Linked DNA regions of Homo sapiens: region 2 is linked to region 1. The links are chromatin loops, found by intact Hi-C in ENCODE. Cell type or tissue: heart right ventricle. All regions are shown on one strand.

The links. A loop is a pair of places that touch in the nucleus more often than their neighbours do. Peaks named below come from ENCODE experiments on the same cell type or tissue, not always from the same donor. Only the 100,000 strongest peaks of a DNase experiment are listed, where the experiment ranks them.
Region 2: it touches region 1 in a loop (2.4-fold over the local background); 12 of 110 quality-filtered maps call a loop at or near these places.

The regions. Positions count from the first base shown.
Region 1 is chr18:35,129,335-35,137,334 of GRCh38, forward strand. MAPRE2 (microtubule associated protein RP/EB family member 2) reads left to right here. Exons shown (of 7, transcript NM_014268.4): 6 at 2,698-2,856. Among named protein-coding and RNA genes, the nearest start is that of MAPRE2, 92 kb to the left of the region's middle. In heart right ventricle, no CTCF peak of the experiment used is centred here; no DNase peak of the experiment used is centred here; H3K27ac peaks cover 3,851 bases.
Region 2 is chr18:35,078,696-35,086,695 of GRCh38, forward strand. The region is part of intron 2 of MAPRE2 (microtubule associated protein RP/EB family member 2); the gene reads left to right. Among named protein-coding and RNA genes, the nearest start is that of MAPRE2, 41 kb to the left of the region's middle. In heart right ventricle, no CTCF peak of the experiment used is centred here; a DNase peak (open chromatin) is centred at 4,865; H3K27ac peaks cover 6,646 bases.

The DNA.
Region 1 (8,000 bases):
GAACAAAGAACACTCGGGCGAGGAGAGGCTGAGGGGAGACCCTGATGCTGAAGGGTGAAGCACAGTCATCACTGAGAAAGAGACAAGTGCCATAAACTTAGAGGAGTCTCATTTGCTTGGCCTCCTGCATTTTCTCAGGCAATTTCCCATGATGCACTACAGAAGTACCACTATGCTAGACCATTCCCATGATAGAAATGAATCAAAAGATTTAGGAAAAGTCATAAAGAAAGTAATTAGGGACTCGTTCTGTATAGTGGGTTAGCCACCCAGAAGTGGGTTGGAGTCAGTGGATTAGCCAACTGGAAGTAGGTTGGTCTTCGCTCGGAGCGCGGGTGGGGCCACGGATGGGTGTCGATTAGCCCAGGCAGAGACTATAGCCATCACTGAAACAGCAAGGCCTGCAGGAACCTGCAGTCTATGGCCACACTGGGAGGAGTTGGAAGAATGGTAAGAAGAGTGCTGCTTCTCATTTTCTAAGATCATCTACAGCATCTCCTTCATTGCTTAAGCATCTGCCATAACCCAAGAGGGATGAGGCTGGCATTGGTCTTTGTGAGGGGGACTATGACAGTGGAATTTTGCTTGCCAATTGATCTTTCATCATGTAAGTTAGCTAGTGTTGGTTTTTACTAGGGAATGTTGGTAGTGGCAGCTGTTACCTAATGCATGTGGAATATCACTGAAGCCTGATTTGCACTAAAGGGTTGTCTGGAAAAGCCTCAGCTATGTGTTCATTGTGCAGAACAAAGCCCTAGGGAGCCAGACAGACCTATTTTCGTGGGTTGGATGTGTCCTTGCCTGGTACAGGGGGCTGGGGGGGGGTGGCACATCTAAGCTGCCACAGATCCATCTGCTGGCACTAGCACAGGGTTGAGATGGATTTTATGTCCAAACCTGGGGAGAGGTTGGTTTGTTTTAAAGCAGGAAAGGATTTCTAGAATAAGAGTTTTCTTTTTTCTGGAATTTAAGCTGGTCACCTTCAGTTTTTTTGTACATCTTACAAATGTGCAAGCTATAGTATTAATAGAAATGAGTTAAAAGCAAACTGGTTCTCCACTGCTTTGCAAGCAGCCACATGGGGGTGTCAGTGAGGGTAACCCTGAATCTACAGGATGGATATGGTTTGCCAGGTGCACAGGAAGAGGATGGACACTGCATGGGCTCAGTGTGTGTTTGAATGAATCAGTAATTCCAGATGGATAAAGCATACACAAAGGCCCAGAATTATTAGAAGGAGAGAGGAGGAAATTTGCATTCCAAATGTAATTTTTTGAAATTCTATTAGGGGTGATTTTTAAGGTAATGACAGAGAGATTTTACCTAAGGAGGGCCATGAAAGACTTAATTTACCACCTGAAGCATATACCCTACATAAAAATAAACGAAGGGTTTAAACAAATGGGGATCCTCAGAGACCAGGAACGGGGTAATAGTTTGGGCCTGAGTGTAGCTGCTGCGCCTGTGGGACTATGGTAGACTGAGATTTGAAACCAGATCTAGTCACAACCCCGTGAGGGTTTCTTTAGCTCTGGGTGTCCGAGTTCTTGGACCCTCTTTTGACCACTGCCTCCTCCCTTCACTTGGACTGTTCTGTAGCCACCCTGAGAAGCTGCACAACCCTGGAAACTCTGAACCAGGATCGAGGGGAAGAAAGAGGAATGAGGGCTACTGTGGTGAGGGAATAGGCCTTCCTTGCCCTCCTGCCTTCCCAGTGACGTACCCAAAGCCCGAACTAGAGAAATTGAGACAGATCCACTCAGCCAGGCTTTGGGTCTTACCCAGTTTTCCTCGTGTCACGAACCCTCAGTTTCTCCCTGGAGAGCGTTTGTCTAATGTGGCTCAGTATCATTTGTGAAAGGGTCTAGCTAAGCGTGGCTTCCATGTAAGTGATCTAAGGGACGGAGAGTCCTCAACATAAAACTAAATAGCCATGCTTACAGCCTCTCTGTTCTGCTTCTCTTTCCTCCTCCCATTCTCCATTTCCTGCAGAAGATGAACAAGTATTTCAGTCTGTTCAGGCTGCTAGAGCAGAGTACTGTAGACAGGGTGACTTATAAACAACAGAAATTTACTTCTCACAGTTCTGGAGACTGGGATGTCCAAGATCAAGGCGCCAGTAGATTCAGCGTCTGCTTGAGGCCCCATTCTTCATAGATGGCACCTTCTCACTGTCTTCACATGCTGAAAGGATGAATAAGCTCGATTGGGCCTCTTATCAGGGCACTCATCCTATTCATAAGGGCTCTAACCCCATGACAGCCACCTCCCAAAGGCCCCACCTCCTAACACCATCACCTTGGGTGTTAGGATTTCAACATACACATTTTGAGGAGATACAAACTTTCAGACCATAGTAAGAAGTTAGAGGAAAGATGTGTTCCAGCCTATGTTAGCAGGAGACGAAAGCTCACTTCCAGCCTGCGGGGAACCGCACAAGCAGAAAGACCACTCTGTCCCTGGTTAATAAACGCTCAGTTGCCTGAAGGGAATGACCAGAGTGCTGTGGAGAATTGGACGTTTTGGCCCAGGGTCAAGCTCCAGACAACAGCCCTGTTGTTTCTCCCTCAGACTTACACATTGGTTATTTCTGCTTCTCTCTCTCTCTCTCTTTTGGGTTTTATTCACAGGAATTGCTGGTCATGTCTTATACTATATTTTGGGTGGTTTTTTTTCTTCACTCTCACTCCCTTGCAGGTACATTCATTAAAACTTGCCCTTGAAGGCGTGGAAAAGGAAAGGGATTTCTACTTTGGGAAGTTGAGAGAGATCGAGCTACTCTGCCAAGAACACGGGCAGGAAAATGATGACCTCGTGCAGAGACTAATGGACATCCTGTATGCTTCAGAAGAACACGTAAGTGTGAGGAGCATGTGACTCCTGTGTTCTAAAATGACTCTCTTGGTCAAAACACAGTAGATCAGCACTCCTTAGAATACTTCCCCAGGACCTCAATGAGAATTACTGCTCAGCCAAGTGCACCTGATAGTCCCAAAGGAATAAACATCGTTATCATCATGATCTATTGACCCATGCCTGTGGGACAGGCAGTCATAAATTAATCTGGGAAGAGACAGGTGGGGTGGGGAAGGCTTTGACAGAAAAATATGCTTATGCAGCCAAACTGCAAGTGGTCTGCAGCTCTCTGAGCAAATGAGCATTAAGAATTTGTATACGGATTCCTCCTTCTTCATGCAAGTACAGAGTGTAGTTAAAGGAGAAAATAATCTAGATGCTTTTCCCATCCCCAGAAGCCCCATAATTGACTGTTTTTATTTCGTAGCTGGTTGTCTTGGTTACTCATTGCCAGGACAGACTAGAGCTGTGGGACAGCCACATGCCCATCTCCTTTATGGGGAGGAGCTGCCACCAGAGTTGCTATTCACAAGTGCTGCTATTCACAAGTGCTGCTATTCACAAGTGCTGATGGAGACCCAGGATGTGGCTGTGTCAGGGTGATGAAAAGCAGATGTGAGAAATGGAGGAGGAATAAGAATCTAGGAAGCAAGGAGAGAAAGCGGGGCAGGATGCATGGCAGAGACTGAGGCAAGGCACCCCGGGTCTGCCAGTGCCAGGAGAGAGAGGCCCAGCAGCCAGAGGTGGAGGTGGGAGCCTGATGTGGCTTCACCTTCCACAGAGCCAAGTTGAGGGGTTGGGGTGTCCAGCTTCTCTTATGCCAGGCTGATGCTAGTGGAAGTGTCCCGGTCTCTGGGTGTTCTGAGCCTGTGATGTTCTGAGGGCCTCCAGTGGAGTTGTATGTGTTGATATTTCTATAGGACATAGCAAGCCATCAGCAAGTTTACTCTCTTATTCCAGCTGAATCCCAGGCAAATGTTTACTCCATTTATGCCTCAAAATACTAGCAGTGAAATTCTCCTAAACTGTAAGGCACTGTATCTGTGGTTTGGAAGCTCTTTATCACTTTTTTTTTTCACTTCTTCCAAATATTTTGATTTAAATTATTTATTGGTTATCAATAGCTCAGAATTTGAAGCCCTGATAATCCACCTGGTTTCCATGATGGCTTCATAAAATACGGTTCTCAGTATTTTCAGATCTGATGGAATAAACCAGAGACTGATTTGTAGTATGTCTGCAGCTGCCACAGTGTCACATATATGACGTCCTGTGTGTACAGAGTGCTTGCCCTCTGTAAGCACTAGATGGACTATGGTTATTCTCTTCACAAGCTTATTTGAGGCTAAATCAGCTGAGATCTCCACAGCGCCATGAGACTGAGTGAATGGCGCTGCTGTCTGCGATAACGCCTGCTAGTGGGAATAAGGCCGGCGTGCAGGATCAAATCTTCTTCCCAGCCCTGCACTTCAAACGGGGAAACCCTGAGTCTAACCTCATGCCAGATTTTGTCCCAAGAGGGAGTCCATGTGCAGGAGCACTGTCTGACAGTGAACTCCAAATGAAGTGTTGGAGAGGTCCACTGAATTCCCGGCTAAGATAGGTGGACAGCCTCAGGCAAGAGCCCTTGCCTCCTGGGTGTGATTTCCAGGGGGTCTACCTAGATGACCGCACTCAGTTTCTGTTCTGCCATACCCATCACCACCCGACCCCACACACACATACATCCCAGCACCACCTTGCCACCATCTGGATTCAGAGAGCCATTCCTGCAATGTACATGCAACTAAAATGCAAGCACCCCAAGAAGAAATAACACTTTAAGGCCTCATCATTCATTAAGACTAAATAATAAGTTTAGCAGACACCTCTTCTGAGACACCTGGTTGGGGTTTGAGGTAGAAGGGTCTAGGACTTGACGTATATTAGCTTATTAGCTCCTATAATTCTCTAGAGAATCCTATTAGGTAGCTATTGTCATCCCATTGTACAGATGAGGGAAACTAAGGCAGCAGAGAGGTTGAATAACTTTCCCAAGTCTAGGAGCAGAATAATTTCCATTTGAACCCTGAAATCTGAATCCTGAGTTTATGTTCTCCCTTCTCCAAGTCTGAGGCACCTTTTAAGTGCTATTATGACAGTAGTAATGGCTAATACTGATTGAGCATTTAGCATGTGCTAGGGATTGTATTCATTTACTACGTAGATTACTGACCTTAACCACATCCCTGTGAGGTGAGTAATTACTTATCTACATTTTACAGATGAAATTACTAACCCAATGGCTCATAGTTAATAAGCTCCAGCACTAGGATTTGAACCCAGGTTTATCTAACTCAGAGGCTAAAATCATAAGGACTGAGTTACCTCCCTCGCCGAGTGGTGGGTACCATGGAGCAGGGAGGAAACGAACATAGTACTAGTTGGGGAAAGCCTCAAGATTAACTGTCTACTTGACAGTCTTCAGTTGAACACGCCCTGTGTGTGAAGAAGAAAGTTTCCAAATTTTTACGTGGGTTTTCTCTAAATAACTCCCCTTACCTCGTTTTGTTGATTTTCACCTTCGAAAGCCTAGTTGTGGCCTCTTTTTCGGGGCATTCATCTGATTTTAAATGAGCATCCACAAAGAACTTCAGTTTTCTTCTAGCCAGTTTGTAACTTTTTTAAACCCACTTTGTTGTTGTATCTCTGGCACTGCGCTGACATCATCAAATAGCTTTAAGGGAAGGAAGAGAGAGGGAAAGAGACAGAGGCATTGCCCTGTAAGTATATGCTGGGGAGTACCCAAAATTCAAGAAGAGAATTACTCAGAGTAACCAGGCAGTTGAATCTGGCAGAGAAAACAGCCTTAACATAAATTGCATGTGTGGGTTACCAGAGCAAGATGTTCAAATGCAGTTACTGGCTTAATTTTTCTAGTTCCAGGATATTTTTATTGCAACTTTGTGTCTGCAAAACTCCAAAAGAGACACATCAGGCTATACTGAGTTTTCTACAGAGAGTAAGCCGTTTGATCTGGAATATGCCAGGTGTCCTTATTTGGAATGTGACAAGACCCATTTGTTTAAACCTTGGTTTTTATGCAGAAAGAAAAGGAAGGCTGCAGTGGGCCTGGATGCCGTGCTGGGTGCTTTCCATATCCTGTGCATGCATGACTCTGCCGAGAGGCTCAGGAGCAGCTAGATACTCTCCTTTCTGCCCCCTAGCACTCCACCTCCCAGAGGTCCAAGAAATCATCCTAGATATCTTAAAGCCTCCAAGCATTTTCATTTCTTCCTGAGAATATGGAATCTGGTTTCTCTGGAACCACCCAGAAGCACATAGCCAGTCCTACACTGGGGGAGTGAGCCTTCCTAAAGCTGTACCCTTGCCTGCCTTCCCCTATGTCTATGGTCTGGAAAAGCAACGGTTTTGAAAAACAATGTGCTTAGTGGTTACGATGCCATCATACACCACTGCCCCCATCTCTGGGAATCCTGCCTTTGCCCCACTGTGCTTTCCCCTGACATTGTGTCCTGTTTTCTGGCCAGCCCCACACTTGTGTGATGGGTAGATTTGCACCCATGTGCAGGGATGATGTACATGGCGTCTGGGAGGAAGTGCCAGCACTTTGTTCATGATGCTGTTGGTACAGCTGTGTGTACAGAGCTGAGATGGCACAGATGCCTGGTGGTCTGCCTTTCCCAGAGCCCTCCTGGAGCTAGAAGGCCAGGTTGCAGCACATGCTGTTCAGCTAAACATAGATGGACATGCTTTGCTTTGACATTTGAGGTAGGAGTATTTGCTGGGGAGATCTCTTCCCCTGAGTGATTACTTAACACTCTTATTTTGTGATGATTGGCCTCTGATTGTTATATTTAAGCCATCCCAGAATATGGTGTTTGGAAGATGTGAAAATCCAGGTGGGAGTTTTGAGCAGAAAATCAACAGAGGTGGTTCAATTCCCAGTTGTAGAGACCTAATGGAAGTTTCCAGAGCAGATACTTATTCTCATTATGTTTTCCCCTGATACGTAACTTGGAGCCACAGGAGTCTGGGCTGAAGCATTGGTTACCTGCTCCCTGTGGATTCTGTCAGCTGAAGGGCACCAGCTTATGAACAGTTACTTGTTTCCTGCAGGGACAGGCTGTGCTTCTGTCACTGGAGGGCCTCTTGTCACTGGACTAAGTGCTGGCTATAGAAAAAGACCCAACCCTACCTCAGAGGAGCTCCCAGTCCCAGTAAGGGAGACAGACAGGGACATGACTAACTGGAATATGTGTCAGATGATGACAAATGTGATAATGGGGACATAAATAAACTTGTGTGGGGAGCAGATAAAAGCCGCCTGGAGGACCACGCAGAGACTTCACAGCGAAGATGGCATTTGTGTTGGATGTTACAGGGTGACTGGGAACATCAACAGCTCTAGAGCTAAGGTAGGGAGAAACTGCATGAGCAAAGCAGAGAAGAAAGACCAGCAGCCACAGCTGGCAAGGTGGCAGGAGACAAGGCTGCAGGGTGGTGCCTTCCACAGCTAGGAAGCCAGGAGCTGTTGGAGCTTCCTGATGGGCCTTCCTCTCTCCTTTGCCCCCATTTTCCTCCCACAGTGGCCTAGAGCCTTCTTCAATACCATCTTCCAGTTTGCCTCTCTATCTAATGATTATAAGGAAACTAAAGAATGATAGTTTTCTTACAATCACTCACAGCTCAACGGAAAGATGTGAATAGATTGATACGCACATATTAGAATTATTAGGTGATGCTCTGGTGCATTAGTCTCATATTTGGTATAGGTTTTGCCTGGCCTCCTACTTAGACATGGGTTTAAGTTCTTCATTCTCGTATAAGGCATAGAAAAAGATTGTTTTTTCCTGTGAGCCTGCAATAGCATTGTGTGGGCTGTGAGCTCTCAGTTGTGATTTGTAACACCCCAGAATTACAGATGTGTTCTGCCAGACTCTCAGACTGCCTTAACTTGCAGGCCAAGCATGAGCAATCCATTGATAAATTGGGAGCTTTGCTGGTATTTCCCAGTGAGAGTTGTCTGGGGTCCACAGTTCCTGCAGATGCATGACATCACAGAGGGGTCCTGTGACTGAGATTTAAGCTGGATGTGCATGAGAAGCAGCTGCCCTGGGCATCTGGAAGCCTCAGAGCCATAG
Region 2 (8,000 bases), 51 kb before region 1:
CATATCCATTTAGCAGAAGTCCTTTAAGCATCTCCTCTAAGAAAAGAAAGAAAGTCTTTATCTCCATCCTTTACATTCTACTTGAAGAAATGAGACATATCTGGTAATTCTACTAATGACAAGGGTGTGTCCCAATGGTATCATCATCAAGAACTTTCTTACCAAAAGTAACGAGACAGAGACATTTGCTCCTAGTCTTATGAAGTTCTTCCTTCTCCACCTGCTGCAAGTAGAGTGGGGAAAGAGCCGCCTGTTCTCTCTGATTGTTCTCCTTGTTCCTTTTCTTCCTCTAACTTCTTTCCCTCCAAGCAAGATGAGGTGGCTCTGAAATTTTGCCACCTGCCATGGAGGAACTTTGCAGCTCTCTCAGGATAATTCTTGGCCAGTGAAACAACAACCAGGATGATGCCTCCTTAGACATTTGCATGTGCATGTCTCTGCACTGTCTACATTTGAATCCCAAGAATATGGTCCTTTTCTTATTTTTATCCCAGGCTAGCTTTTGAACAAGCTTGTACCTGAGAGAACTACACATCCTTATTTCCTCCTTTCTATGCTATTGAGGAAATTACAACATCTCCTAGGATAATTTTCTTACAAGCTTGGTTCCCACAAAGGATTTACTTATCAAGTTATCACTGTTTTCCATGTATTTAATCCAGTTCAATAAACCTGTATTGCAGTAGCCATGCTAAGAGGCTCCATCAGTACTTCTCCAACCCCTTCTTTAATATGAAAAGTTGATGGTTTCTTAGTCTTACGTAAAAGGACTTACTAATGCAACATTTAAGAGTAGACACCGATTTCCCATCCAGCTCTATCCCTTCATTCCCATGTCTGGTTTCCCAACTCCAGCCAGATTGCAGCTCCTGAACTTTTTCCATATAGCCATTCTAGATCTGCCAGTGGGTATGGTAGCAGACACTGTGCTAGTGAAGTAGAAAGATGAATTGAACATCATCCCCAGTCTTAAAGATTTACTCACCAGTCAGCCAGGAGAGAGAACTAATTAAAATGTAAGTCAAATCCCTGTTAGATTTCTGTATCCAGTATAGTGAAACAATTTTGTGTTGGAAACAGGAAAGCTTCGTAGAGGAGGTGATGTTTTGACTAAGCTTTTAAGAATGAGAAGTTATTCAAGTATAAAAGAGGACGAAAGGACATTTTAGACAAAAAGTTTGATCAAGGCAAAAAGAAGTTGCAGTGTTTTGTGCATGTACATTGCATGTGTAAGACATCTGTAACATTAAAATTCAAGGCAGCGAAAGAGGGACAGTAATACTTCAAGTAATAAGTGCTGTATTCAAAGAAAGGAAAGATTATTTCCATCTAGAAAAGCTTTTTGTCTTACCCTTGTTTGGGTCTTTGGCCAAACAGTCATTCAAATTTAGTGGATGGTCAATAAATATTTATGAAGTTGAATTGAATTGAAATGCTATTCAAACTAGGATTTTAATATGGATAGGATTCAGACGGAGAAGAAGATGGTGATTTTGAGGAAAGTTACCATTTAGATATCATTTTGATATTCTACACATTGCTTTATTTATTCCTGCAGTCAGCAGATATTTATTGAGTACCTGCAATGTGTCAGGTGGTGGATTAGGATTGGAGGATACACCACTATACAAAACACAACACAGATCATATCCAGTTAGGACCTATCCCTTTACTACCAAAGTTCTCCCTGACAGGTCTATTCAGAGAGAGCAAATTCCTTTTTCTCAGCTTACCTGAGTATGAAGCAAAGGCAGAGAAAGGCCCCTGGAGAAAGGTACACGTCCAGCCTGTCTTGCCATCATTCAGTGTAGGGCACTAATGGGCAGTCTGTACATGGAAACATCTGAAATATTAGCAGGCATCTGGTTTCTACACAGTTAAGATAATCAAGCCAAACATCTCCAAATTCTTCTGCTCTTCAAAAGAAAACATTTTTCCTAACCAATTTTTTTCTGAATTGTGTTTTTAAATTTCTAGTTTATCAGACATGTAGACACTATTAAAAAGGAGTGTCAGAAATCACTGTCAAATGTTTGGGCATGTTAGAATTGCATACCTGGAAACAGAATAATGAAATTGCTTGGCAACTCGTAAAGACACCATCATTTTTCAGATTGCGTTTTTTTTTTTCCCACCCTGAAACCATTACGTAATTCTGACAAATAGCAAATTACCTGTGTTTGTCCCCTCCCTCCCAAGGGTGTGTTCTTACCCAAATATTAATACTCATAAGCTTTTTATGACCAAATTATTTGACATGAGAAGCATATAAATGTGAAACTAATGCGAGTCCTGTTTCCTGCAGTTTCTCTTCGCATTCTGCATGAGGAGGATCGTTCTCCATTTTCATTTCTTCTAGATTACATTTGTATGACAGCTCATGGAAGAACTTTACAAAAGTGTAGAAGGAGCCAAATTTTAATGAAAAGATGTACATCAACTTTAAAATTGCGCAGAATTGTGTTAAAATCTACTATTTAAAAACCTCACAGAAATCTTTTCCTGCTTCTTTTTTTTTCCAAAAATTATTCCATTCTTTTATTTCTACTGTGGTCATATGATTGAATCCCTGAAGTAAATACTGTGCATTCTTCAAACTGATTTGGGATCCTTCTGATACTAGAGTGTACCTAGAAAGCAAAGTATATTTTGGGATTAACCTGGGAAATATAAAGAAAGCAACTCATAAAGAACAATATTCTGTTAGTATCACAGTCTGCACGAATGTTATGTGGTGCCTGAATGTGAGTTCCTCTCTGTCTGTAATTGCTGGAGGCTTCCTTTGGTGCCACACCTGGCCTTCTGGGCTTTCTCTGGACGGGACTCTTTTCAGGGAGCTGCCGGGGAAGGAGCATCCTCCTCTGGAAAGTGGTAATAGGGGATGTTATTGGTGTAGATGAAAGCTAGAGGACTGGACTGGGGAGAGTGGCCATAAGTATGGAGTTCTCACCTGCAAGTCTTGGGGAGAGGGTGAAATGGCTGAAATCTGGGGAAGAATCCTGGAGCTTCTAGTCTCTAGTGCCAGGGATAGTGACCTCAGCCTCAAAATGAGCAACTTGAGAAAGGGGCGCATTGTGTAGACGTGGACCGTGGGTTTGCGCTGGTCCACTCATACCAGTATATTTTACCTTATACTAAAAGCCTCTCTGTGGGCTGCCATACATAGAGTTCATGTAGTGGCCTGGCCTGTATAACTGTTGATAGTATGATGTGGGTAATGGTTCAGTAGAAATTCTCTGAGAAAATGGGGAAAGGGATCAGCTTTAGGTTTCTTACTTGCAATTTAATTTGACCTAAAAATACATACGTTCTGGGCCGGGCGCGGTGGCTCACGCCTGTAATCCCAGCACTTTGGGAGGCCGAGGCGGGCGGATCACGAGGTCAGGAGATCGAGACCATCCCGGCTAAAACGGTGAAACCCCGTCTCTACTAAAAATACAAAAAATTAGCCGGGCGTAGTGGCGGGCGCCTGTAGTCCCAGCTACTTGGGAGGCTGAGGCAGGAGAATGGCGTGAACCCGGGAGGCGGAGCTTGCAGTGAGCCGAGATTGCGCCACTGCACTCCAGCCTGGGCGACAGAGCGAGACTCCGTCTCAAAAAAAAAAAAAAAAAAAAAAATACATACGTTCTGAAAATTAGAACTTAAAAATGGCATTCTCTAAAGACGTTTGTGCCCAGAAATCAGCATTGGTTTGCCTACCAAATTAGTTAAGCTTCTTCTTTTCCTGGCATTTAAAGCCTTGAGCAATCTAGCTGCATTCCACCTTTCCAACATTTATCCCCACAGCCTCCCTACCCATAACCTGTATTTCCTCAAACGCACGTTTCACTTATATGCCCTGATTCCTTGTCTTTGCTTGGAGTATCTCCTTTGAAATTCATATCAAATGCCACTTTGCCCTATTCTTCCTGATCACATTCAACAAAATGTGAGCTCTCTCTCTCTTTTCAATGATCAGACCTTTACAAAGCCTTACGCTCATTGAGTACTTGTTTTAAGTCTTCAGCATTCGGAGTTAAGCTCCTTGGGGACTGAAATGATCATGCAAGTTTGGCTTGATTTTATGTGTTTGATAATACTGATTACTCTTTGTTGTTTTTTTATTGGGCAGACTTTGAACTAACTGTATGGAACTAATATTTATGTATCTATATTTATAAATATTACTAATATTTATGTATCTAGGCCATACAGTTTAGCACTTATAGTTGTTTTGTATTTTTGCTGTTTTTCCATGTGTATTTCTCCAGACTCTCAAGACTAAGTTACTTGGTTCTTATTAAGACTAAGGTCATATTCCTCAATAAGTATTTGCTGGTTTGTTTAACATTGCTAAATAAACAAAGTGACATCTCTCCATGCCACCTACAGATGGGCATTTCTTTAGAGGTGACCTATGACTACAAAAATTAGATAAGATCTCATATCTTTTCAGATTCTTACCTTCTACTCAAGCTCTTCTTAAGTCTTACCTTAAATTTAAGTCTTACCTTAAATTTGACCTTACATATTTAATCAATCCTTTAAAAAATAAAGCACCTTTTTGTCCATTAAAGTAGAAGGGTAATACAAGTGTGTGAGAATACGTGAGTGCACATGTGGAGAAGCTATATCCCATGATATTAGAGCTTTATGAAACTTTCTATTTTCATGACCCTAATGAGAAAACTGACTTCTTCAGAATGGGTTTCATATGTAACTTTCGAACTTGTTTTTCATTTGTAGTAAAAGCTTTTTATGTCCCCTTTGCTCCTCTATCTGGAATGTCAAATTCTAACTTTAGCTCCACTCTCAGACTCTAGCCTGTGAGACATCGCACTGCCAGTTTCAGTATCAGCCTCCCTGGAAGCCAGTGACATTTTGTCCTGCACACCATTCCTGCCCTGTGCTCCCAGTGCCTCTCCTACTTCTTCCTTCTTGGCTCCTCTGGAGAAGCCAAATCATATTTTACCAAGTCAGACACCTTATTTTGGTAAAATTTGATGAGCACATTATCCTACAAGAAATCACTGGTGTTAGAATCTAGGCATGAAACTGAGCGCTGGCCACTGCACCATTAATCAGCAGACGAAAAGAAATCTGAAACCAATGAGATATTTTACTTGCCAGTAAAATCTCTATTTTCTAAAATTTACTTTTTAATAAAAATGTTGATACCTAAATCTTAATCAAGGGCTATTTGTTATATAGGTTTTTACTCCATTGAAATTTCCTTTTGAAAGATAGTAGAAAATACTCTTTATTCTTCCATGATGTTTCTATGAAGAAGCACTTTTAAAATCAATTTGTTACAGTAATATTAATATCTGATCAATTTTCTCTACAGCAGGCCTAACATTTAATGTAGTTCTGCAGGCTTCTTAATAAATTCAGATTTAAACATTACATTACTTTTTGGTGAAACCCTGTCTCTACTAAAAATACAAAAATTAGTCCGGTGTGGTGGCACACACCTGTAATCCCAGCTACTTGGGAGGCTGAGGCAGGAGAATCACTTGAATCTGGGAGGTGGAGGTTGCAGTGAGGCAAGATTGTGCCACTGCACTCCAGCCTGGGTGACAGAGTGAGACTCCATCTCAAAAAAAAATAATAAATAAAATAACATTACTTTTTAAAAAAGTATTCTTGGTTCTTGTTGAAAGCAGGTTATAAACAGAGGATACTGGCACCTTTAACTGCAGTTTGGTGCAGGCCTATAAGATTCTTAAAAAGGTTTTAAGATCATATGAATTAATGAAAAACTGAGGGCATTTATCAGATAAAAGACCAATCACATGATTTGACAAGGCCTTTTAATTAATCTGCTGATGCTCTTAAAAATCTGCCTCTCTGCCTGAATGATTATTACTAGCTTATTTCTTTTCCTGTACAAGAAAAGAGATGAAAATGTCCTTCAACAGTTTATTCTGTGTGTTCAAGGGAAAAGATGGGGTGCTTTTCAGCACTCTCTTCAGTTCACATAAGCCGCCTCTGTGTCTGTAGGAGTTGAAATCTTCCTGCTGGCTATTACTCCTTTTCCTCTACATGGGATCAGTTTGAAAGCTACTTGTCTTTGGACTTATTTACAATAGGAATAAAAAGCTTCTGACAATGTCAGGTAGTGGAGAGAAGCAGGAAGCTCAGCTGAGGACCATGGGAATTCAAGGGAGCAATCTCAGTTGAAACCGGATTTCTGAACTCTTGATCTTTATTTTGGCATTTGTGGCTCGGGGCAGGTAAGGTAAACAGTGTCCAAAGTTCCCCTTAACAGACTGAAATAATACTGTGGTAACTGAAGCTTTCAAGCTGCTCCTCCATGCCAGGAATGTGAAGGATGCCTATGAAAACAACAAAAAGCTACTACTAATTTAATCAGATTTTTGTTAGATTAGAATGATACAGTTGAACTTTGGGATTTTAAATTCCTTTAAAATGTTAATATTTCAAAGCATTATTTCACAATTGCCATTAAACTCCTTACAGCATGTATTTCTGTAGGTAGAGAGATTTCTGCTGATGTGCTGGAAATATGTAACCTTGTATTTTGCAGCCTCACTTTCCTCTTTAGTAAAGCCCTGATTTCCCAAAGGGGAATGCTTCCTTCAACACGAGGTTTGGGCTTAGGTAATAGTTGCAGTTCTGCAGGAACATCAGTTCAAGGAATGATGAGCTGAATGCCAAAATAAAGCTGGGATGACTTTATGATTATTGCGTATGAACAATCTAATATGAAGGAGATTTTTCATTGCTAATATTCAACTACTGGATAGAAAATATGGCTATGTTACTGAGTTTGTTAATGTCAAGATCTCAAAGAGAAGTACATGGAAGATAGGGTCACCAGAACTGAATCTGGAAAGGGTGTGTGTGCCCCCAGGAATATTCCACCAGAGGCAGCAGTGTTATTAGTAAGTCTCCTCTTATATTAACTATGACAAAAGCCAGTGATGGCTAGAAGCAAGAGCACTGGCAAACATCTTGGTCATATGAAGATGAGCATCATTGTCTCCTAATTAGCAGAAATATCAAGTATCCCTTAAAAGAGAACTTGGTGACAGACTGAGAATTAGAAAATCATCTAATTTTAGAGACCAGAGATCAGTCCAACACTGACGTTTTGCACATAAGAATACTGTTGGCTTAGCAGAGTGTGACGACATGTCACTGTTCATTCAAGATGAGAAGGCTCAGATCCAAAGGCCAACATAGTTTTCTGTTTCCTGCCTTCCCATTCTTTGTTGATACTAGCTTGAGATAATAAGCTTTTTTACAAATCATTTACCTGTAATGATTCACATCATGAAGAGTATGATCACATGGATGTGTCCAATTAATTGAGGTTGTTGTGCTTTTCTTCTAACCTTTCATCAGTACCAAATAAGATTATGGAAAGTGAAAAGTTGTAACTAAATCCCTCAGTGATATAGGCATCTCTGTATAATAGTTCCTTGGCCTGTGAGGAAATCAGATGGGCAATTTGAGTAGCTGTTTGTGGCAGAACCCAATCTGGCTTGATGTGTTTTTCCACAGATTGTGTTGCATTTCTGGAAAAGTGCTGTGAGACTTTTTTTGACACCAATAAGATATATATATACATGTATATATGAGATACATATATAGATATGTATCTCATATATATGGGCGATCAATAAGATTATATATAGAGATGATGTTTATTTTTATATACACATTGTATATATGTAAAATGAAATTCTTATGAGTGTATATATACTGAAATGGAAAGTCATGACATTGGAGCAGATTAATGATCTATCAAGCCCAAGATTCTACTATAAATAGAAAAGGTATAGCTGATACTTCTAACACCAGTCCAAACGATTTATATGTTCTCTTGCATTTTCCTTTATATTTCCTTTTAGAATTATCTATAAAAATCTATAAAAATTTCTAAAACTTAATCTATAAAAATTTCCAAACACTCTTTGAACCTTTCAATTTTTACATATAATTTCCTAAAAGCAGCATAGAAAAAAGGAATGTTTTTCTTAAAAAAAAAAAAT